3 separate regions of the Mus musculus genome follow, and regions 2 and 3 are each linked to region 1. Evidence: chromatin loops called from intact Hi-C (ENCODE). Cell type or tissue: gastrocnemius. All regions are shown on one strand.

Region 1 (8,000 bases):
TTGCCCAACCAGCTAGCACTGGTAGGTTGTTTCTTAATAGCAAACATGAAGTCATGATATGGTTCTGAAGGCGCTGAGGACTTCCAGCCCCTCAACTAGCTGGGACTAGTTCTAGTGATGTCAAGCCTCACCAGAAAGCAGGCTTACCTCTCTGACCCACTGCCTGACCTGTGCGTCCCCATGTATGTGTCAAGAGTGTTAGGCATGCTCAACAGGCAAACAGACTCAGAAACAGGAGGATGTAGTGGGTTGGCCTAATGCTGCTTGTATTCTAATGCTAATTGCCCCCCCCAAGCTGTTTGCCCCAAAGATGAGAGAGTCTGCACTGAGGGACCCTGCCCTCAGTTAATTCTGATTGGTAAATAAAGATGCCAGCAGCTCCAATAGCTGGGGAGGAGATGCATAGGTGGGGTTTAGGTTTCCCTAGGCTAGAGACCACAAGGAGGAGAAGCAGAAAGGAGTCGCTAGGGAAGAGAGGAACGTGCAGGAGGGAGGAGAGCCATAGTGTGGTAGCTGAGCCATACAAACGTGGCCATGCCAGCTGGCCAAGGCCAACTGGACTTAAGAGCAGCCCAGGCGGAACACAGAACTTAGTTAAGTAGTAAATCGGAGTTATTGGTGGGAAAGAGGATTCTAAGGACGCGGAGGGTAGACAGTTGTCCAGCTATTGCGGTGCCTAAGGCATATCAAAGGAAGAAACAATGGCCACAGCTTTAAGTGTTTTACGTAACCATTGTTTTAAAGAGATATTAATCTCCATAGAAGGGAGTAATAAATAAAAATTGCTTTAATCGTTTGAAGGATAGAAATGAGAAATAATGATAATTGCTTTACATGTTTTTAAGTGTACATGCATGAATAAATAAATCCAGGCCTTTTATCTCAAATGTATGAAACAAAGATATGGACATAGATAAAGAGACACTCAATCTCAATAAATAATCGTTGTTTTAAATTGTTTTAATTGTTTTGAGTTGTTTTAATTATCAAAATTAAGGTGGTTGTAAGCTCTGTGGTATTAATGGTGTTACCGATTCTCTGGAAGAGGAGTCAAAGCAAGCCAGGCCTAACCAAAAACGAGGCTGCTAAGTTAAACCAACCTAAATTTTTGATTATATCGGGTTGCTAGATCAAGGACATGCTATTTTGAGAGCAAGGCTCTACTTTTTGTGTCAACAGGAAAGATGAAAAGGTTTTGGATCCCTTCCAAAGTAATATGAATTAGACATGATAAGGGAAGACCCCATGGAGATCTTGGCTACAGACGGGAAGGAAAAAAAAATCAAGAAGACCAAACAGGATAGATAACATGATTTCTGATTGCTCTACATGGGAGCAGCCCTGAAACTGACTGAGACATAAAAATGTCTCTAGCCAAAACTTCAGTTATACATAACCTATAAATCTTGTTGGTTACAAATTCCTCACAATTCCTCATGTCATCCTTTCAAATGGCACGAATGAAGATTTACTACAATTTGGTTATTGATCAAAGTAACTCATAAAACAGGCAGTTGTCTGTCACCTGCTCAAACAGGAGCAAAATCCATCTTTAACTGATCTCTGCACCTTGCACATTCCATATAAATATCTTTATTGAACTAAATATTGGTTGTAAGGTTCATGTGTTACAGAATGAAACACCAAAAGTGCAGCTCTGACAGGCCTCACCCTTAGGGACGCTGAGGTGACCTGCTGCTGTTCCAGCCCCTACCTTACCCTGCCTCAGAGACTTGCTCACAGAACAGCTTCAGGAATGGCTGCTAATCCCAATGACCTCAGTTCATCCAGCCTTTGGGATGGTTCCAGTCAGGACTTCAGTTAAGCCCTGAAACAGCAGGAGGAAGCTGAGAAACTCCCCCCTAGGCTGCTCCTTTAATGGGTTTTCTTCCTTTTACCACTGAAGAACCAGCGTTTCCAGGGTTAACATAGACCTTGGACAGGCATATATCCCCAGCTTCTCCACAGGTCAACATAATGTTCTGATGATGTTTTCAAGGTTAGCTGCTCAGATTTTTATAAGAAAGGAAGCCATGTTTTATCCATCTGTACTGCCTTCCAATTATTTATCACTATAGGATTTGTAACAATAGGAACTTAATTGACTTCTTTTTTCATGGCATGCCATTTTTTAAGATTTGCCACCCCCCCACACACACACATATTATCTCATCTAATATTCCAAAACCCTATGTGCTCTCTCGTTCTCTCTCATCAGCTGAGGAGACTGGAATAGATGTATAACTGAGTCTAAATTTGCCAAGTATGTGCTAAACAGGCACTGAGTGATATAAAGGGGAAACAGGTGATAGTTTTTCCTCTTCTGGAAACTTAAAGACTTGCATGGATGCTTGAAATATAAAGCAGTTAAGAAGCCACGTGGGCTAGGCGTGGTGGCGCTCGCCTTTAATCCCAGCACTCGGGAGGCAGAGGCAGGCAGATTTCTGAGTTCAAGGCCAGCCTCGTCTACAAAGTGAGTTCCAGGACAGCCAGGGCTATACAGAGAAACCCTGTCTCAAAAAACCAAAAAGAAGAAGAAGAAGAAGAAGAAGAAGAAGAAGAAGAAGAGGAGGAGGAGGAGGAGGAGGAGGAGGAGGAGGAGGAGGAGGAGGAGGAGGAGGAGGAGGAGGAGGAGGAAGAGGAGGAGGAGGAGGAGGAGGAGGAGAAGGAGGAGGAAGCAGCAGCCACCACATGGTATAGCATGAAGCTAAATATTAAAAGACTCAGGGTGGTCTGAACCAGCTAAAGAGTAACTTGTAAGATAAAATGGGTTTGTAGACTTGTGGTCAGAATGCTGTGTGGTGAACCAGCATATGTGAGCTTGGCGAGCAGAGAACTGGGCAGCATCCACATCGCAGAACACAGTGGTGGACTGTGAGGTCCCTTGAGCAGGCTAAGGGGCTGAGATTCTGATCTATGCAAATGGCAACACAGCCAGCCAGGGGACAACACATATGAGGGTGGGACATTTTAAGGGAAGAGATGATAGAACTTCTTGATTGGCTGCAAGTGATGAGGGAGAAAATGGGACAGAAGGAATTCATCCCTTAATTAGTGATGAATGGGGGTGGGCCCAGCCCACTGTGGGCAGTGTCATCCCTTAGGCTGGTGGTTCTGGGTTCTATAAGAAAGCAAACTGAGCAAGCCATGGAGAGCAAGCCAGTAAGCAGCACTCTTTCATGGCTCCTGCCTCACGGTTCCTGTCCTGTTTGAATTCCTGTCCTGATTTACTTCAATAATGAACTCTGATGTGGAAGTGTAAACGACATAAACCCTTTCTTCCCCCAAGTTGCTTTGGTTATGGTGTTTCATTACTGCAACAGAAACCCTACCTAAGACATACTAGAAAAACAGAAAATTCACATAATTAGCTCAGTGTTGGAAGAACGTTATTTCAGGCAACCTGAATCCATGTCCCCGGGCTGTGTCACCGTATTTGGTTGGAGAACAAGCTCTCCCTTGTTCCCTTTGATGTAGAGATAAGAGATGTGTTTTTTGCATTAACACAGAAGATATACAAGAGGTATACTTGGCTAGGTTCTAACAAGACAGGCACAGCCAAGCAGTTAGGATAACATGATCTTGTGCCTGGGAAGGGAAGAATTCAGTTCAAGTTAGTTGACCTGTGTGTCTGCTCTGAGACCCTGTGAGCTACTAGGTCAACGGTGGCAGAAAACGTGGTGTTAGCCTCAGGGAGCTAAAGGCTGGTGATACACACATCCACTAGAAGTGATTACAAAACCTGACACACAGTGCTTAGCACATGTGTGGGGCACAGAGAAGATGATAGTCGCTGACTCTCGGGGCAGGTAGCTGAGAGGCACAGCCGTGGTGGAAAGATGGAAGCCATGACTCAAAGTTTGGAGGAAAAGGCCTGATATGTCAGGGCTTAAGGTTATGGAAGGCTGGAGAGATGGCTCAGGGGTTAAGAGCACTTGTTGCAAAGGACTTGGGCTTGGTTTCTAGCACCCACATGGTGGCTCATAACCATCTGTGACTCCAGTTCAAAAGATCCAGTGCCCTCTTCTGGCCTCCACAGGTACTGCATGCACATGACAGTTGTCACTGCCATATGCATAAGCTATACTAAATAAATCTTACCCTCACCTCCGCCAAAGGATTTGTCTTTTAAGAAAAGAAGGTGATCTCTGGTCAGTCAAGGGAGGACTGAGGAAGGGAACTCAAGGTCTTCAGAGCACTGATCTATCAAAGGGAACCCGAGATTTACAATAGGGAAAAACAGGAGTGAGGGATGGTTATGCTTGGCCTACTTAGAGAAGAGAAAATCAGACCTCCTGGGGTACAGTCCTTGGAGCCTTTTGCTCAGTGAGACTGGCTCAGATCTGCGCTCAGGAATTCTGCCCTTTCAAACTCGGCTTCTTCGGTCTGACTAAAATAGCTCGCTTGTTGGGTCTCTGCCAGCTATCACAAGCTTCTTTGACCCATCTTCCAGACAGCTGTTGGGTGCTTTGCTCGTAGGCACATCTGATGTCACTGGCCGGCCTAAGATTCCACAGTAGCCTCCCGCCGTCTGCTGGGATGCCCCTGCTTTTCAGCATTGCCCACCCCACCCATGTGGCACTGCCAGAGGCAGATGTTTAGGGATAAAGCTAGGCTGGAATCCCTTGCTTCCACGGGGAGGGTCTTATTCACGTTATAAACCCTAGCTTCTTCCCTACCTTCCTTTTGTCATTCCCCTCCCACCCACCCTCCTTCCCCACCTTCCCCACTTCCCATCCCCACCCCCTCTCCACACCATCTTTCTCTCTCCAGTCAGGACTTCTCTGAACACATAGTTTAGAAGGTTCCCACCAAAATGTCTGTTCTTCAGCACCTGCTTCGGGGCAAGGCTACCCTCCCCTTCCTATGCGCCCTCCCCATCCCTCTCCAAATTTGGCTGTTTTGACGCTATCCTGCCCCTGCCAATTTCCCCTATATCTTTCCACATGTCTGTTCCTCTGCCCTGGGACCTGCCTTTTCCAGGTATTTCCAACAGACAAGCAGTGCCTCAGAAACCTTGTCAGACTAACCCAGAACAGGACGTCACGGCTGCCCCTCAGAACTGAAGCCCTATCGCTGTAAATGGTTGTTAGCACGTGCCGCTGTAACAACGCGTTTAAAATATGTTTCCTTAGAGATGATGACATGTTGATATTAGGATAAACTACGTGAAACTGCCAATGTTTGACCATCTTCCGTATATAAAAAGAGTAATTTCATGTGGTCTATCTTGTAGATTTTAACCGGGTCAATCTGACCTCCAGGTCAGTACGGTTTCCTACAGAGAGCAGCAGCAGGATTGGAGTAGCTGAGGGGAACAAAAGGCAAGAAAGAGCCTGGGGAGAGGGAAGGCCAGGCCCACACAGCTTCACAGTAAGGCAAGCTGGCTAGAGCTGGAAAGGATGCGCTCAGAGCGGCCAGCCTATGCCCCCACCCCCATTTCCTCCCACCCCCACCCCGCATGGCTCACTGCTCTTTGTATGAAGAGAAGGTCGTGGTTATTTAATTTCTTTAGCTTTTCCTGTAGACTTCATTTTAGCATTTATAAACAAAATCATCCACACATTTTTTTTTTCTCTTTCAATTAAAAGTAATCCAAGGGAAGGGACTTAATTTGTTTTTGTTTTTCTTATTTGGTCTTTGAGGTGGAGTTTCCTTTGCCCTGAATGAAATGTCACTTGCTGTGTAGACCAGAGGCTGATCGGCCTGGAACTTGTTGCCTCTGCCTCTCAAGTGCTGATATTTCAGGTGTACACTGCTATGCCTCAGAATTTTCTTAGAGATAGGTGGGAAGAAAGAGGCAGGGTGGGCAGAGCTGATCTCATGAATAGAGATTGCTCTTCATTTATTTTACAAGATCCTATTTTGGGTAACAGCAGCTTTCATGTGAAACTCCTTGCCCAATGATTTGAAAAGGAGGAAATTGTTTTTATGTTTTGGAATAGTGCTTAATTGCCAGGAACATGAATTTAAAAACAACAAAAAAAAAAAAAAAAAAAAAAAAACCAACAATGGAGGCATTGCTATTGAAGCCTAAAAAGAAAGCTTGTAGCTCCATTACTGCAGTCCAAGGCAAAGGCAAAATTAATACAATTTACAAAAAAAGTTATTATCAAAGGGGAAATGCCCCCCCCGCCCCCGTCAGATTTGTAGATCTAATTTAGCTAAAAATCAGTTTGGTATAAATGCTCCCAATTCACAAGGGCCACAGCAGACATCCTCCATCAACTCTGCAAAGCCACGCTGCACATTGACTGGGGATTGATTGACTTTTAATTGATCACTTAGAGCAGCGGCTCTCAACTCTCCTCACGCTGCACCCCTTTAATGCATCCCTCATGCTCTGCTGGCCCCAACTATCACATTTCTGTTGCTGCCGTATAACTGTAGCGTGGCTGCCATTGTGACTCATAGTGTAAATATCTGTGCTCGCTGATGGTCTTAGGCGACCCCTGTGAAAGGGTCAGAGGTTATGACCCTTTCACGGGTCTAGAGCATGAGAGGAGAGAGCACAAATCTAAGGTGGGGATCTACAGTTATAGCTCAGAATATCTCTAGGGAAACAGAGCCATCTCAAAGCAGCTGTTTTAGCCACCGCATTGTGTGACACAAAGGAGAATGGTGAAAGGCTGGTGACCTCCACCCAATCCCACGCACAGGACTTCCATTGTCCCTGGTCATTTCTAAACTTTCTTTTGGCCATCCTGCTGACCATCCAGGCTGCCCACCGTCCATTGTCTCTTCAGACACACACATCCAGAGAACATTCCGCCAATAGCTCCACCTATAACACCATCCCTGCTGTCTCCCACTTGGTCTCAAAAGTGTCTTCCTGTCACTGGGAGCCCCCAAACATACTTGAGTGTAGTAATAACCAAGGCTGAGCGAGATGGATGCTGCCTTCACATGGAACTGAGGCTGAAGAACCACAGAGCTCATCCTATGAGGAAGTGTATTCTCTGTCTCTAACCATCAACCTTGTCCTATCTATTCCTTTGTCTGCTTCCATTAAAGATGTATAACCCTAACCAAAATCTAATCTAGGATAGGAGACAAGATCTAAACACTCTGACGACCATAAGTAGTGAGTTCAGGGAGCTGGTGGACAACTCTCTCCATGGATGGCTAGATCCTGAACCTCAGTCATACATGCAATGTCTTGGAACGTGCACTCCCACTGAAACCAAACAAAGAGGCTTGGTGTGCAGTGAACGGAGTCCTAAATTGGGCCTTGGAGTACAGGGGCTCTCGTGTCTTATCTGCTATTGAGTAGCCAAGCAGCCCTGGACAAATCGTTCTCTTCCTTGGATCTTCCGTCATTCCTTCATTAAGGTTCCCAAAGGATAATGGATTAGCATTAAACATAGCTCTTTATCCATTGACATATGGCACAGTCCCATGGCTGTCCCACGATCATAGCAGAATTTGAGATAATCTTACAGGGCAAAGCTGGGATTTCCCACTCCCTTTCCCCCTTTTAAAACCCACATCCTCATTTCAAGACCATAACAGGATGAAGAGAGAGCCTATGAGCACTTTTTAACAGGCTAGATTTTGTAGCTTGTGTTCCTGTATGTGGGCATGTCCCAGCCATCCTCCCCCACATGGTACAAATATTTGTCAAACAGAACTGAACTGGGTGGCTTAAATGTCACTCTGTCTATCCCTCTCTCATCTTCTGACCTTTCTATCCTGTCTCCTCCAACCCCTTTCATAGTCCAAGGGCTGGGCAGTCTGGCATGGACTTGAGACTCGTAGCTTTAATCCACCTGCCTGCGATGCTCATCCAGCCCTGGGAGCTGTGAGCTGAGCCTGGTGACAGAACCAAAGGTCAATTTTCCTTCCTCCTTTCAGCAATCCACAAACAAGAATGTCCCGCGGAGGGCCAAAGCCAGATCGCCTTACGCAGAGCACAGTGAACTCTTTATTGTTTTTCTCCTCCCTATATTTTGGAAGCTCCAGCAGGAATGTGGCCTGAATTTAAACACGGGCAGCCATGG
Region 2 (8,000 bases), 57 kb after region 1:
TAGTACAAGCAAAACTGTGTTAAGTCCTGAAATTTAATATCTTCAGTTTTCATTTTTTTTTTACACCTTTCTGTATCTTCAAATTCCTTTTCTTAGATAGGGTATCATTCCATTCAATGACTGAATTAATTTTATTAGCTAGCCTATGAATGAGCATGTATGTTTTATTAATTTATGTTACCATAGCACTCAGTGTTACAATGGACATCCTCTAAAATCTTCTTTAATGACTTGTATGAAAATATTTATAAATTAATTTGTTGAAATCAATGAGCGTGTGCAAGTCAAGCCTTGACAAGTACAGCTATACACCTGAAAGTTAGTCATGGACACCAAGACGGCTCCCTGGACAGGAGGGCTTGCTCCATAAACACTGTGGCCTGAGTTCATCCTGTGTTCACACCCACACAACGGTGTGGAGAGAAAAAAAAAAAAAGAAAGTCTACAAAGTTGTTCTATGACAACCACACGTGACAAATGACATAACAATGAAACTTTAAAATGTTTTTTTTTCTTTCTTTTTTTTTTTTTTGGAGAAAGGGTCTGACTTTGTAGCCCTGGCTGGTCTTGAAATTACACAGATCTGCCTGACTCCGCTTTTCAAGTTCTAGGACTTAAAGGCGTGCGTGCACCACCACACTCAGCTAGCATTTTTCTTAAAATTTTAACTGAATACAACTTCTACTGTTCTAAACAATGTATGAGACAGCAGGCTTCCTCATCTCCAATTTCATGTCCTGAATGTTTCCGAATTACTCATTGAAGAAAATATACCATTGCTATTTTAATTCTGTAATAATGGTTGAAAATGAGCATATATTTTGAGACAGGGTCTCACTATATAAAACAGGCTAGCCTTGAACTAACAGAGATCTGTTTGCTTCTTCCCCGACCCACCCCTGAATTAAAGCCATTCACAATCATGTCTAGTGAAAATGAGCATTTTTAAAAGATATTTATTGATTCCTTATTCTTACTTTTGCAACAAACTTTACATGTTGTCTGATGATTTTCTTTTTCTGAGGATTTATTTTTTTTTCCAAATTTGTATTAGGTATTTACCTCATTTACGTTTCAAATGCTATCCCGAAAGTCCCCTATTACCCTGCCCCCCCACTCTCCTACCCACCCACTCCCGCTTCTTGGCCCTGGCATTCCTCTGTACTGGGGCATATAAAGTTTGCAAGACCAAGGGGCCTCTCTTTCCAGTGATGGCCGACTAGGCCATCTTTTGATACATATGCAGCTAGAGACAAGAGCTCCTGGGTACTGGTTAGTTTATATTGTTGTTCCACCTATAGGGTTGCAGACCGCTTCAGCTCCTTGGGTACTTTCTCTAGCTCCTTCATTGGGGGCCCTGTGATCCATCCAATAGCTGACTGTGAGCATCTACTTCTGTGCTTGCCAGGTACTGGCAAAGCCTCACAAGAGACAGCTATATCAGGGTCCTTTCAGCAAAATCTTGTTGACTTATGCAATAGTGTCTGCGTTTCGTGAATGATTATGGAATGGACCCCCAGGTAGGGCACTCTCTGGATGGTCCATCCTTTCGTCTCAGCTCCAAACTTTGTCTCTGTAACTCCTTCCATGGGTATTTTGTTCCCCCTTCTAAGAAGGAGCAAAGTATCCACACTTTGGTCTTCGTTCTTCTTGAGTTTCATGTGTTTTGGAAATTGTATCTTGGGTGTTCTATGTTTCTGGGCTAATATCCACTTATCAGTGAATGCTTATCATGTGAGTTCTTTTGTGATTGGGTTACCTCACTCACGATGATGCCCTGAGAATTTATTTTTAATATTTTTATTTATGTGTGATGTGTGTGAACACCAAATATGTGCAGCTGCCTTTGGAAGCCAGAAGGGGACATCTGAGCCCTTGAAGCTGGAGCTATTGACCCTTTGGTCTGAGCCACTCTGTGTGGCTGCCTGGAACCGAACTCACGACTTCTGAAAGCTAACTGCTGGGCCATTTTTCCAGCACCCTGTGCCCATTTTCTAATGGTTACCTATTGAGTGAGGTGTATGGTTTCAGTTTTCCTTTTATTTGCATTTTGCAATTGTGTCTGTGTGCGTGTATGTGTGTGAATTCCAATGTATATTATATGGATTAAAGTAGCTGAAAAAGAGAGACGGTGTGAACGTCCCAGACATTGGAATGCAGGCTGGGCAAGAGACACAGCAACGGGGAGGTTTACAGGCTCTGCTCCTTGGGAGCAATTAGCCAGGAACAGTCAGGAAGCAGCCAGTACCTCATTCTGAGGCATTCACACACTGCTGGTGAAGGGTGATAGAGTCATGTTAAAATACCCTCTTCAATAGAGTTATCCTCTTTAAAAAAAAAAAGAAAGTATGGGACACCCATTATCAGAGGACAAATTAATATGCATCTTGCCCATGCCAGTTCTTCCAGCCAGCTTAATTCTCATCAGCCACTATAATTTATTAACAGGGAGGGGGGAAAGACATGAATCAGCTTAATGTGATATAAGTAGGGCGTTGCCATAACAACAAGATGCAGTCTGTTTTCTCCTATTTATGTGCAGTTTATTTTCTCCAGAGCCTCCGAGTTTTTGTCTAAAACAAATGGACTATGAAACATCTTGTTCTGAACAGCCCACCCTATCCTTCTGTGGTGTGTGTGTGTGTGTGTGTGTGTGTGTGTAAGTAACCACTTTTTTTTTTCTGGGAGAGAAAGAAACCAAAGCACTTGTTTTGTTTTGTTCTTTTTTAAAATTGTGTTTATAGCGAAGGGCCCACTACCAAGCTTGGATTCTTCTGTGATTTTGCCGAATTCATTTTCTTTTTTTTTTTTTTTTTTTGTTTTGTATTGTTTTTCCACCCCTGAGACAGGAGACTCCTCACTGAAACCACTGGGAAAATACCCAAAATACATGCTAGAAGCAAACTGAAACTAATAGTACGTCACAAAGGAAACAATCGTGTTCCGGATGCAGACTCCACGACTGGCTGGAACCAGCCTCCCTCCCCGCCTCGTGCCCCTCCCCCCAAAACACACACACACACACACACACACACACACACACACAGAGTCTCCAACTTGGTTCGGCCTGGAGACAAGTCTAGGAACAAAACCAGGTTCTGACTGGTGACACTGTCTGCTTGCCAAGGGCACTTCTGATAACTTTAGAGCCTGGAACCTAGAACCTTGAGCATGGAAGGCAGGCGCTCTAACCACTAGGCTACACCCCAGCCTACACTATGCTTACTTAAGCAATCTTACCTTCTGTGTGCAACCTCGTCTCTTGTCTGAAATGCGCTGCACAAAGCAGACACAGCGCATGAAGGACGTCCATAACTTTGGCAGTTTTCCACTTTCCTTTAAGAGTAAACAATTCAAATTCTTAGAACAAAGATGGATTTAGTCACTTCCAGGCCATAGAAGGCATCGTTTCAGGAGAGCAAAAGAAGGAAGCATTGCAGAGCCCTTCTAACCACCTTACACTCCAGCTCCCCAACAAAATGCTGGGCCATTTTTCCTGCACCCTGTGCCCATTTTCTAATGGTAGCGCAGGCCTGTAATCCCGGTAATTTGGACACCGAGTTCAAGAGTTCAAGGCCAGTCTTCGATACATAAGGGTTTGAGGCCAGTTTAAGCTTCGAGGACCCAAATCCCATCCTCTTTCCTACCTCCCCAAGTTCACAGATTCAGATCCAATAGCCCAGCGTCTAAGCCCCTGCCTGCTTCTGCTTAGTGAGTAGCAAAGACACTGAGTGCTGAGTCCCCCCATCCTCCGTGCTCCCTCGGTGCTCCCTCTGGCATTTGCTTTTTGTTTTTGAGGCAGTCTCATGTAGTCCAGCTGGGCTTTATCCTCATCAAGTAGCTGTGGTGCCCTGGGATGTTTCACCTTCTAGCCCTCACTTGCTTAGTTTGGATTTTATTGCTGTGAAGACACGTGTTCAAGGCGACTCTTACAAAGGACAACATTTAACTGGGGCTGGCTTATAGTTTCAGAGGTTTGGTCCATTATTATCATGGTGGGAAGCATGGCAGTGTGCAGGCAGACATAGTGCTGGAAGAGCCAAGAGTTCTACATCTTATTCCAAGGGTAGCCAGAAGGAGATTGTCTCTTTTGTAGGTAGCCATGAGTCTCTTCCTCACTGGGCAGAGCCTGAGCAAAGGAGCCCTCAAAGCCCACCCCCACAGTGACACACTTCCTCCAATACAGCCACACCTCCTAATAGTGCCACTCCCCATTGCCAAAACATTTAAACCACCACATTCTACTCCCTGGCCCCCATTGGCTTGTTCAAACACATGAGTCTTTTGGGGGTGTAGGGGGTGCATATCTAGCCATAGCCTAATGCAAAATACACTTAGTCCAATTTTAAAGCCTCCATATCGAGTCTCAACAATGTTAAAAGTCCAAATTTCAAAATCTCTTCTGAGATTCATCCAATCTCTTAACTGTAACCCCCTATAAAATCAAAGAGCAGATCACATAATTCCAACATACCATGGCATAGGATATACATTCCCATTCCAAAATGTCAAAGGGAGGAAACACTAGACCAAAGCAATACCAAAATCAGATGGGCAAACTCCAAATTCTGCATCTCCATGTCTGACGTCCAACTCTTTTCAGCTTTGATGACTACAAAACAAGTCTTTCTCCTGGGCTGGTTCCACTCCTTTTTAGCAGCTTTCCTCAGCGGGTATCCCACAGCTCTGGCCTCTCTAACATCTTGGGGTTCCAAGGCAACTTCAACTTCACAGCTTCTTGTTCTAATGTCTGGGATCCACACGTGATCTGGCTTTTCCAAAGGGCTTGGGTGACTTCTCCAGCTCTGCCCTCTGTAGCACTCTAAGCTCTAGTTGACTCCACTGCATTGCCACTGCTGTTCTTGGTGATCATCCTATGGTACCATCATCTCCATTGGAATCTTCTGCTAAAATTAGGCTTCATCAATAGCCTCTCATAGACTCTCTTCATGGTGCCAACCTCAACTTCTTTGCATGGCCACTTCAGTCCTGGGCTGTTAACTGCAACTGAGGTTGCACCATCGCCAATGGCCTTTCCTGGCCTCTCACAGTATCAAGCCTCAGTTGCTTTCCATGATCCCTTCTATTACTGACTCTAAGCCAGAGCCACAAGAATGAAGCTGCCAAGTTCTGCGGCTTGCTGGGGCTGGAACATTGTCCTATTACGTCATCACCAGCTTTCTGTTTTCCAACTCCTTCGACGCTTAAGCTTTTATTTTTATTTTTTATTTTTAACATGGAACTTGCTCTGTACCAGACTGCCCTTGAACTCAGAGATCTTCTTGCTTCTGTTCGCTGGGATTAAAAGTGTGTACCACAATGCCTGTGGCCACTATGCCTCAAAATTCAGATCAAAAGCCTGTGTCTCCCAGGCTTCCATTTCTGAGTTGTAGTTTATTCCAGATTAAAAGTCCAAATGAAAACAATAATCAGGTAGAAATGAAGCCTACCATGGTACAACTGTCTCTTGTTCAACTGCAAACACCTCAACAGTGAGCTTAGCTGGGCAGAAACTCACCCTGAGGTCACCACTCCCGGAATCCCATTTCACAGCCTTTACACAGTATTTAGCTTCATTTCACTTCCTGGTAGCCCTTTGCTCTTGAGCCAGACATTTTCTATTTTTTTCTGTTCTAAGCTTGCTACTCTTGATCTAAACACTCTTCAAAAGAGTAAACCACGTGGCAGAGTATATGCTAGGCTTTTTTGAGACCTCCTCTGAATCTTTTTACCTTAGCCTCAAACAGACTCTTCATACAAGGGCAAAAGGCAGCCACATTCTCCACCAAAACATAAGAACGACCTCTAGGCAACATACTAAAATTTCTCTCCTCTGAAACCTCTCGAGCCAGGCCCCCAAAGTCTAAATCACCCTCAGCACCACTGTCTTCATGCGACGCGTCTACTAGAATGCCCATTAAACCCCACTTAAAGTATCCCAATGCTTTCCAAAGTCCCAAAGTCAACATTCCTTCAAACAAAAGCATAGTCAGGCCGATCACAGCAATGCCGCAGTTCCTGGTACCAACTTGTATCTTAGGGTTCCCATTGCTGTGAAGAGACATCATGACCAAGAGGACTCTTATACAGGACAACATTTAATTGGAGCTGGCTTGAGGCTTCCAAGGTTCAGTCCATTATCATCATGGTGAGAAGCATGATGCTGAAGGAGTGGAAAGTTGTATACATTGATTTGAAGGCAATCAAGAGGAGACTCACTTCTGTATGCAGCCAGGATCCCACACTGGGTGGAGCCTGAGCAGATGAGACCTCAAAGCCCACCTACACAGTGACACACTTCCTCCACGGCCACACCTTCTCCAATAAGGCCACGCCTCCTAATAGTGCCCCTCCCTCTGGCCAAACCTTCAAACCACCACAAACGCAAATCCTCCTTCCTCTGTCCCAGCACCTCTGGCTTGATCTAGCTTGTAGATTTTTGCATTCTTGAGTTTGTGAGACACTCCCATACCAAAATCTACCCACATTTTCTCAAGCTAACTCCAGATGGTTTTTGTTACGCACGGCAGGGCCCCAGTAAAGACTGTCCTTATCTGAGCCCTTCTAGGGAAGGAAGGTGAGCTTCCGCTGCGCTCCCTGTGGACTGCTTCCATCTCTACACTCACGTGGCTCTACCCCTGGGGTTCTTGCCATTTCTGACCCCTCACCCGTGTATGCTGGACCTTCAGCCTCTGCTGTAGTTAACTCCCAGCTTCCTAAACTTCAGGTCACAACCCTCTCACGTTTTGACAACTAGAGTCACAAAAACATAGCAAGAGAAAACGGTTTCTGAATAGACAGTGATTGAAGATAAATGGAAAATCAACTGCACAGTGACAAAACATTAATTCAGAATCAACTGCTTCTTGAACCCCAGGTGTTTCTGTCCGTGCCCACTTGCATTGCGCTGCGTGTGGCTTCACTATAGCCTTGTCCCGAGCGACAGCATCTCCGTTTTACACAGTAAGACAAACAAACAGTAAGACAGAACCTGCTCTAAAACAGCTTGTCCAGATTCAAGAGGGAGTGCTGGCCCAGTCTTTTTTTTTTTTTTTTTTTTTTTTGGTCTTTTCTTGCGCGATGCTGCAACAGGATCCTTCTGCACACGTTTATTGGGAGAGCTTGATTGCAGAGGCGAAGTGACCCCAAGCCCAGAACTGGTGCTGCTTATATAGGCCTAGGAAAGGTGTTTTCTCTCATCTGATTGGTTAACTTGTCTCTCATCTGATTGGTTAACTTGTCTCTCATCTGATTGGTTAACTTTGGTTAATTCTCAAAACCTCATCTTGGCAAAAGAACCTTTACTGCCTATGTATGTGTGGTGGCCAGCAGTAGCCAACTGCCACTCTGTAACTGCCACTCTGCAACAGCTTCCCACAGTCTTTATTTATTTTTTATTAGATATTTTCTATATATACATTTCAAATACTATCCCGAAAGTTCCCTATACCCTCCCTCCGCCCTGCTCCCCTACCCACCCACTCCTGCTTCTTGGCTCTGGCATTCCCGTGTACTGAGGCATATAAAGTTTGCAAGACCAAGGGGACTCTTTTATCAGTGATGGCCGACTAGGTCATCTTCTGCTACATATGCAGCTAGAGATACGAGCTCTGGGGGTAATGGTTAGTTCATATTGTTGTTCCACCTATAGGGTTGCAGACCCCTTCAGCTCTTGGGTACTTTCTCTAGCTCCTTCATTGGGGGCCCTGTGTTCCATCTTATAGATGACAGTGAGCATCCACTTCTGTATTTGCCAGGCACTGGCATAGCCTCATACGAGACAGCTATAACAGGGTCCCTTCAGCAAAATCTTGCCGGCATATGCAATAGTATCTGGGTTTGGTAGCTGATTATGGGATGGATCCCCAGGTGGGGTAGTCTCTGGATAGTCCATCCTTTCGCTGGCTGAAGTCTTTAATCCCAGCACTCAGGAGGCAGAAGCAGGTGGATCTCTGTGAATTTGGGGCCAGCCTGGTCCAGGACATCCCAGGCTACACATA
Region 3 (8,000 bases), 180 kb before region 1:
GTCAAAATATCAATCCTTAGAGCACTTGTAATAAAGCAATATTAAGGGAAGGCACACAGATCCGTTTATCAACTAAAGCAAGGACATTGGAGCATTTGTTATACAGGATGCCATGGTTCCAGGAGACTAAGTTTCTGTGAACTTTTCGCCTCAGGACAGCGCCCAGGTTTTCGGGGCCTGTGGTGCTTGTCACTACTGGAGTGGATGTAGCAGTCCTCTGTGTGGGCCCTGGTGCTGCAGCTATTTTTGAATCATCTCTGTTGCTGTAAGTAGCTCTCACCCGTGCCTGTAAGTAACCCAAATAAAGCCCAGGGCTGGAGGGGTATTTGCTGTTCTTGCAGAGAAGTCAGGATCTATTCTCAGCACCCACTCACATGGTGGCCCAGACCTCTCCATAATTCTAGTCTGACACCCTCTTCTGGCCTCTGTGGGCACCAGGCACTCATGAGGTGTGTGATATACATGCAGGCACATGTAGGAAAATAAATATACCATTAAAAACAAACCAAGGACAAAAAAGGGCAGTTAAAGACAGCAAGTGCCTTCCCTAAACGCCAAGAAGTTGAGAAAGGAAGTTTTTAAAAGCAGAAGCAGGAAAAGTGGTAGGTTTTTTTAAGACCACTGTTTTATAATTTTTAACAGAATAATTGACTGAAGGCTGAGGCCATCTAATACCACTGCTGACAAGTCCATTAGGGACAGGGAGTTGGGCAGGGATGGGGCACCATCCTGGCCTATGAATCTGTGTCTGAACTGAGGGACAGCAACTAGGCCTTGTGTGATGGTCTGCATGAAAATAGCCCCCCTAGGCTCACAGGGAGTGGCACTCTTGGGAGGTATGGTCTTGTTGGTGTAAGTGTGACTTGTTAGAGGAACTGTGTCACTGGGGGTGGGCTTTGAAGTCTCAGATTCTCAAGCCAGGCCCAGTGTCTCACTCTCTTCCTTCTACATCCCAACTAGGATGTAGAACTCTCAGCTACCTCACCAGCACCATGTTGACCACACGCCACCATGCTTCCCACCATGACGATAATGGACTAAATCTCTGAACTGGAAGCCAGCCCCACGTAAATGTTTTCCTCTAGAAGAGCTGCTGTTGTTTCTTCACAGCAATAGAACACTGGCTAAGACAGCACTGAAGGGCTTGTGGTATGGGGAAGAACTATACAACAGCACACCTCTGGTGCTGTCACCAAAGGATTTCTCCTGGGCTTCAGATCTACAGTTCACAGGAAACCCAGGGTTAGAAGGACACCATAAAGAGGTTGTTCTGTAGAGGAGTAAACTACTACACATCTGCAGTAGAGGAAGAACAAGAAGTGTCTCAGGTGAGGAAGAGTATAGGGTTTTCTTACAGCGTTACAGATACTGTGACCAGTTATCTGAGAGGAGCAGGAAGACCAAGAGAAGTGAGAACACAAAAAGATACAAAAGCACTCAGATGCTTTGTTACAATAAAACAAGATGTAGCCGGGCAGTGGTGGCGCACGCTTTTAATCCCAGCACTTGGGAGGCAGAGGCAGGCAGATTTCTGAGTTCAAGGCCAGCCTGGTCTACAAAGTGAGTTCCAGGAAAGCCAGGGCTATACAGAGAAACCCTGTCTTGAAAAACAAAACAAAAAAACAAGATGTACACACAGATTTGCATGCACATACACATAGACACACACAAACACATGTGAACACACACACACATGCACACAAAGACAGACACATGAAAAGACAGAGCATTTTGATTTATAGCAGTTCCACCTGGAAGCAGTCTAACTGCCAAGCAGTGGATATCTATGGATAGGATACAATGTAGCCACAGAAAAGAATGAACCACGGTGTGGGGGAAACTCAAAGCATCATGTAGAGTATGAAAAGCAGCACACAGCATTCTGCAATGACCTTCTTAATATGGGATTTAGAGCAGGCAAGACACCCAGCAAAAGAACCAAGAACAGTGTTCACTGAGTGTCATAGGGGCCACTCTGTGCGGTCATGGACATGTTCTTTAGCCTGGGAAGAAAGAGGATCAGTTGCAGCACACTTGTCAAAATTCATCCAACCGTGTGTGGAACGACTACGCGTTTGTTTATAAAAATGTATAGCAATTATTTATCTATGTGTCTATGTGTGGGGATAAGCATGTGTGTGTCCTATAGGCACTCATGTGGAGGTCAGAGGACATCTTGCCCGAGTTTGTTCTCTCCTCCCACCATGTGGCCCTCCGGTGATGGAACTCAGGTTAGCAGGCTTGGCAGCAAGTGGCTTTACCTGCTGAGCTAGCCTGCAAACCCTAGCTGGGTGTTTCAGTGTATGTAGGGGAGTGTTATTTGAGGGAGGGAAGGATGGGTGAAAGAGAAAAGGAGAGAGAGAGAGAGAGAGAGAGAGAGAGAGAGAGAGAGAGAGAGAGAGAGAGGCAGGGCACAGAACTAAGAGACAGAGCAACACAGTGCTGTGTGGACTTCTGGGACCCACAAACAATTGAGAAACATTTTGAAGAAAATCCCAAGGTGAGCAGAGTGCAACCCCAGTAGACCACTCTAGTGTATACTAGATGTGGCGAAGTGTGCTAGAAAAGCCCCTCCATTCCAACAACGTATCCCACAGCCTTAAGGTAAAGCAACATAATACTCACATGGGTTACATTTGTGCAGGGAAGAAGGAAACGGGAGTAAGGGGAGTGGCAAAAACTGGGGTGTGCCAAACTCCATGTTCTGACACACGGGCCTAATAGTTATTTTCACTTTTCTCTAGTGTCTATTCTAAAAATTTCACAGCCAAAAAAAAAAAAAAGTCTTCGGAATACAGGAGACTCAGTCGCAGTAATGTCGATCAGACTAGAGACCCCTTCTCTGCTTCGGCTTTGGGCAGATTGTTCACTTTTATTATTAAAATCCACACACCTGGTGGGTTATATTTCATTTTTTTGTTGGTCGGTTTTGAGTCCCAGGCTGGTCTAGAATTTGCTGTAAAAGCCAAGATTAGCCTTGACGACTCCTCACTCCATGGTCCAAGAGCTGGATGGGATGGCAGGCATGAACCACCGGTCCACCCACTAACCACTCAATGCCCCAGCCCAGCCAACAGATATTTATTAAGAAATAACCACAAGCCGGGCGTGGTGGCACACGCCTTTAATCCCAGAACTCGGGAGGCAGAGGCAGGCAGATTTCTGAGTTCGAGGCCAGCCTGGTCTACAAAGTGAGTTCCAGGACAGCCAGGAGTATACAGAGAAACCCTGTCTCGAAAAACCAAAAAAAAAAAGAAAGAAAGAAAGAAAGAAAGAAAGAAAGAAGGAAGGAAGGAAGGAAGGAAGGAAGGAAAGAAAGAAAGAAAGAAAGAAAGAAAGAAAGAAAGAAAGAAAGAAAGAAAGAAAGAAAGAAAGAAAGAAAGAAAGAAAGAAAGAAAGAAAACCACAAACGTCCCACAAACCTATCGCCCCTCTTCCCTATTTTCAAGGTCTCCGTTCCATTGGCTTTCTCAAGCTGTTTTCTGCCTGGTATAACCTCATTTTGCCACCAGGGAGCGCGCCATCACCAAATTTGCAGCCACTTGAGGTGACAGTCCTGAAACTGGTTACCAATCTGAGGCACGCCCATGACCACTGGTAGCAATTGTTTAGGCACGTCTCTCTAGTGACTTCATCTTTTTCAGGAAACAATTAGCCTGTTTGAACAGAACAGGTTAGGCAAATTCTTAACTGGAAAATCAGTAAGTCCTTTTGCAGGGCGTGTTGGGACACTTTGCACTCTTTCAGCTGAGTTAGGGTGTGGACCCTTTGTCCTCACGTGATGGCTGGGCAAGGAGGCAAATAGCCCTCTTATGCAGGCACAACCCTTCCTTTGTCCTGGGCGGCCTGGGCAGCGTTGGGGGCGGGGAGCACCTGTGGCTGGGATGAACAGACCCAAAGCAGTAAGGGGTCACAGACCAGACGCTGCAGCCCCCTCGGCCTTTTCTTCCTGGAACCCAGCGAGTTCCGGGCCACCTTCAGAAACACAAGCAAGGCTTTTAGACTAGGACAAGGGGCTGGAGGAGAGGGTGAGAGTTGAAGCACCCTTCTCAATGCGATTTGCCTGGGCTATTTCCAACCTGTTCAAGAAAGCCCTTGGAAATACGGGGTGCTGAAGGCCTGTCTCAGTCTGACCGCTGTCCCCCAGATCCGTACAATTCAGTCAGTGTGGATTCTAACCCCTTGCCCGCACCCCCACTCCACCGACGGCTGCCCGGTTTTCTCTATGAAGCAGCTACATCCAACGCTCTCTCCCAAACCCTGTGAGTTCAGGTTAAGGGTGCTTTGCGGACTCCCAGCAATTCTGTCTAAGCTTTAACTACAGTCATACATCCCCACACTTCTGACTCTCACTAAACTCTAAGGGACATAACGACTTGTTTGCTTTTTTGATACACACTCATTTGCCCAGCTAGCCTGGATCTCTAAGAAAATCTAAGGGTGACTTATAACTCCGGCCTCCCTGAGTGCTGGGATCATTATGCCAGGCAAGCACTGAACCCCCATAAAGCCATTTGAAAATTAAAAATATCCTCCACGTCTGTCATTTTCTCCCCTGAGACTGTGCAAACAGACCCCAAGGATCGCAGCGCTGGGATGTAAGAAAGTATTTGAGAACAAGAAACCTTCTGAAAGCCCCTCATCACTGAGGCACTGCCTCTGTGTACAAAACAGGCCTGGGGAGCAAGGGAGAGGAAGGCTTCGCAAAGACAGGAATGACAGCTGATGAGAGAGATTGGGAGGAGCACGACAAAGGATACTTTTTTTTTTTTCCCCTTTCTGGTGCTTTCTGTAGTCACGCCTTCAATCCCAGCACTGGGGAGGCAGAGACAGGTGGCTCTCTGTGAGTTCCAAGACAGCCTTGTTTACTTAGGGGGTGGGTTCTAGGTTAGCCCTATCCAGAAAGAGAGGAGAGAGAGGGAGGGAAGGAGAGAGAGAGAGAGAGAGAGAGAGAGAGAGAGAGAGAGAGAGAGAGAGAGAGAATATACCTGTCATGTTCAAAGCTGAGACTACAGAAGACCACCATCTTTTGTCCCACATTCTCCAAATCTCCTGATCCCTGCCCACTCCGGGCCATCCAAACGGTGCTATCACGAGGACTGTGATAATTAAATTCTGGCTGTCGGGCTGACGAGATGGCTCAGTGGGTAAGAGTACCCGACTGCTCTTCCAAAAGGTCTGGAGTTCAAATCCCAGCAACCACATGGTGGCTCACAACCATCCATAACGAAATCTGACGCCCTCTTCTGGGGTGTCTGAAGACAGCTACAGTGTACTTACATATAATAAATAAATAAATCTTTAAAAAATATATAATATAAAAAAAATTCTGGCTGTCATGTGCACTGGGCACTGAGGTAGGTACTGAAGAATTCATATACAGCCACAGTCGGGGCTGGGTAGTGAGTGAGACGCTCCCGTGGTGGAGAGAAGTGTAGAGCTTGGCAAGATTACAAAGGAGATGGGAACTGATCTGGTCCCCCAGTCAGTGGGTACATGAGTGGCTTACCGAGGGACACTGGGTTGAGCTATGGGACACAGCTGTACAGAGGACAGTCAAATACTTGACCTCCTGGAGGGGCATTCTAGTGATGCATGCTACACTAAGTCAGAATTTTGTTGGCAGTAGAAAGGGGAAGAGGTCAGGGGAGTTGGAGAGGGAGAAGTGACTCTTGAATGGTGACTCACAGATGAGAGGTGTAGGCGCCTGGGGGCGGGGCCCTGGGCATTGGGAGCAGAGGGTGTGCAGCACATTTGGGGAACAGCAAAGGGAGGGACTGGCGTGGCACAGGCAAGGAAGAGAGAGAAGCAGAAGGCATGGGCAGGCTTTCTGAACTGTTCCAAAGGGGGTAACTGTGGGAGTGGCCAGCTACTGGGAAACGCGGCTCTAAAAGAGAAATCAAAGCACTAGCTTGCAGCTTTGCTGATTCCACCAGGCACCGGTGTATGTAAAGGTGTAAAGTCTGAGCAGAGATCTAGGAGCGATCAGCTCCCAGCTTCAGCCGCTCAGGACGGCTAATGCTGACAGTGTCTGACTCCTGATACAGGGTCACACTTGCTGCAGTGCTGAGGGCAGAGCCTGCGGGGACTAAAGGAGACAGTAGGGTAGAAGCCCGGCTCCAGGGAAGTCTGGTAGTGGGGGAATAAGACAGTCTCAGAGGTGAGCGGTAGAGGAGGCCCCGAGGAGCTAGCAGGTTCTGGGCATGACTGAATACACCTGGATTTCTTGGCAGACTGATGGTGGAGTACAGAGGAGAACGATTCAGGGAGGCGCCAAGGTTAAAGGAAAGTTTTGGGGAGAGTACGAAGCTCTAGGAAGAAGAGAACACTGTGGAAAGTGGTGCTTGTAAGCTTGTAACCTATTGTGGAACAGGAAACAAAGAGATGCAGGTACCAAGGCAGCATTGGACAAACCAACAGACAGAACTAGACACAGGGCTCTGCGATAGGTGTGCTGCAGAGAGCGCTCAGGACTTGGGCCTGGGTCACAGAGATTCGTTAGTATAGGACTCTGAGCGAGAGCGCATGTACGCACTCGCATGAGAGAGAGAGAGAGAGAGAGAGAGAGAGAGAGAGAGAGATGTCTTTGAGGGCATGCCTGTTTCTGGAAGTATAAACTTTGTGGTGACTTCATTTATTACATGCTAGCTAGACGCCAAAAAAAAAGTTGCTGTTTTTATAGAGATCCCACAACATCCCTGTGAAAATTTTTGATAATATTTTTACACCTTATTTGCTTGCAAAATAAATTTTACAAATTCCCTTTCATTTTTAGCTTTTATGAGATTACAGTTCCGGTTATTTAGACTGAGCTATATACAATAAATGAGCTTTAAAAATGGAAATATAAACATCTATCTGCAGTTAAGTATTTGTGATGGATGACAATGTTCCTAGAACGACAGATGTAAGTCAAACGGTTTGGTTAACAGAAAAAATGATCGTTTGAGCATGATAAAGGAGATTTGGGCTGAGAGCAACATAATAGCAATAATAGCACTGAAAGTTACAAACACACTTTCTGCATGCTTCCACAATTTGTTCTTAAAAAAAAAAAAAAATCAGCCGGGCGTGTTGGTGCACGCCTTTAATCCCAGCACTCGGGAGGCAGAGGCAGGCAGATTTCTGAGTTTGAGGCCAACCTGGTCTACAGAGTGAGTTCCAGGACAGCCAGGGCTACATAGAGAAACCCTGTCTCGAAAAACCAATAAGTAAATAAATAAATAAAATAAAAATAAAAAAAGAAAATCATTTACAAAATGCCTCCATTGCTAAACAGGAAAGCAAAGGCTGGCCCGCAGTCAAATGGCTCCATCTCTTGCCTTTGTCCATCTACCACGCTGGGAAAGACTTACAGGAAGCCCGCCCCAGACCCAAGGCCAGGCAGGCAGGGCTCCTGGCAGGCCAGGAGGAAATCCTCTGCGAGCAGCTCCATCTGGCCACTGATGGTACACTTCTGTCATCCTGGCACTTGAGACACGGAGGCAAGACGATCAGGCGCTCCAGACCAGCTGGAGATATACAGGAAGATCTTGTCTCAAAAAACAGAAATGGGTCTCTGAGATGGCTGCGGGCAGGGTGGCCCTCGATGCCAAGCCTGGCCACCTTGGTTCGATCTCTGGGAGCCACATGGCAACAGGACAGAATCAAGTCCTATGTGTTGTCCTCTGTGGGAGCACAGCACTAAAGTGTTTGCACACACAGATTTCCCCAGAGAATCCAAGAATGTTAAGCACACAGCAGTCTTTCCAATGGGAAAGTGAGAATTGGAAGTGATCAATAGTCTTGTGATCCTCGTTATCTGTTGGGCCAGGCTATATCAACCAGGACTGCAATATCTAATTGTCTAAATGACCCTTGTAGCCAGAGGCTCCACCAAGTTCTTAATCCAGGACCAGACGTGGTTAATAGCCCAAATGGCCTCTATGCTATCTGTATGACTGAGTCCAGGCCAAAGCATATCTCAAGAAATCACCTTCTTGGAAGAAATGGTATGTGCC

Evidence for each region. Hi-C counts contacts between places; a loop is a spot of excess contacts. Peaks named below come from ENCODE experiments on the same cell type or tissue, not always from the same donor. Only the 100,000 strongest peaks of a DNase experiment are listed, where the experiment ranks them.
Region 2: it touches region 1 in a loop (1.9-fold over the local background); 3 of 42 quality-filtered maps call a loop at or near these places.
Region 3: a loop joins it to region 1, with 9 times the contacts of the local background. A loop is called at or near these places in 8 of 42 quality-filtered maps.

What each region holds. Positions count from the first base shown.
Region 1 is chr17:88,326,357-88,334,356 of GRCm38, reverse strand. The region is part of intron 3 of Gm31615 (a long non-coding RNA gene); the gene reads left to right. Among named protein-coding and RNA genes, the nearest start is that of 1700116H05Rik, 23 kb to the right of the region's middle. In gastrocnemius, CTCF peaks have their summits at 4,027 (motif pointing left) and 4,564; DNase peaks (open chromatin) are centred at 519, 4,027, 4,471 and 5,369; H3K4me3 peaks cover 413 bases; H3K27ac peaks cover 7,722 bases.
Region 2 is chr17:88,269,452-88,277,451 of GRCm38, reverse strand. The region is part of intron 3 of Gm31615 (a long non-coding RNA gene); the gene reads left to right. Among named protein-coding and RNA genes, the nearest start is that of 1700116H05Rik, 34 kb to the left of the region's middle. In gastrocnemius, no CTCF peak of the experiment used is centred here; a DNase peak (open chromatin) is centred at 3,082; H3K4me3 peaks cover 1,181 bases; H3K27ac peaks cover 2,103 bases.
Region 3 is chr17:88,506,999-88,514,998 of GRCm38, reverse strand. No RefSeq gene overlaps it. Among named protein-coding and RNA genes, the nearest start is that of Ppp1r21, 19 kb to the left of the region's middle. In gastrocnemius, a CTCF peak has its summit at 3,511 (motif pointing right); DNase peaks (open chromatin) are centred at 3,520, 3,841, 5,748, 7,418 and 2 more places; H3K4me3 peaks cover 485 bases; H3K27ac peaks cover 920 bases.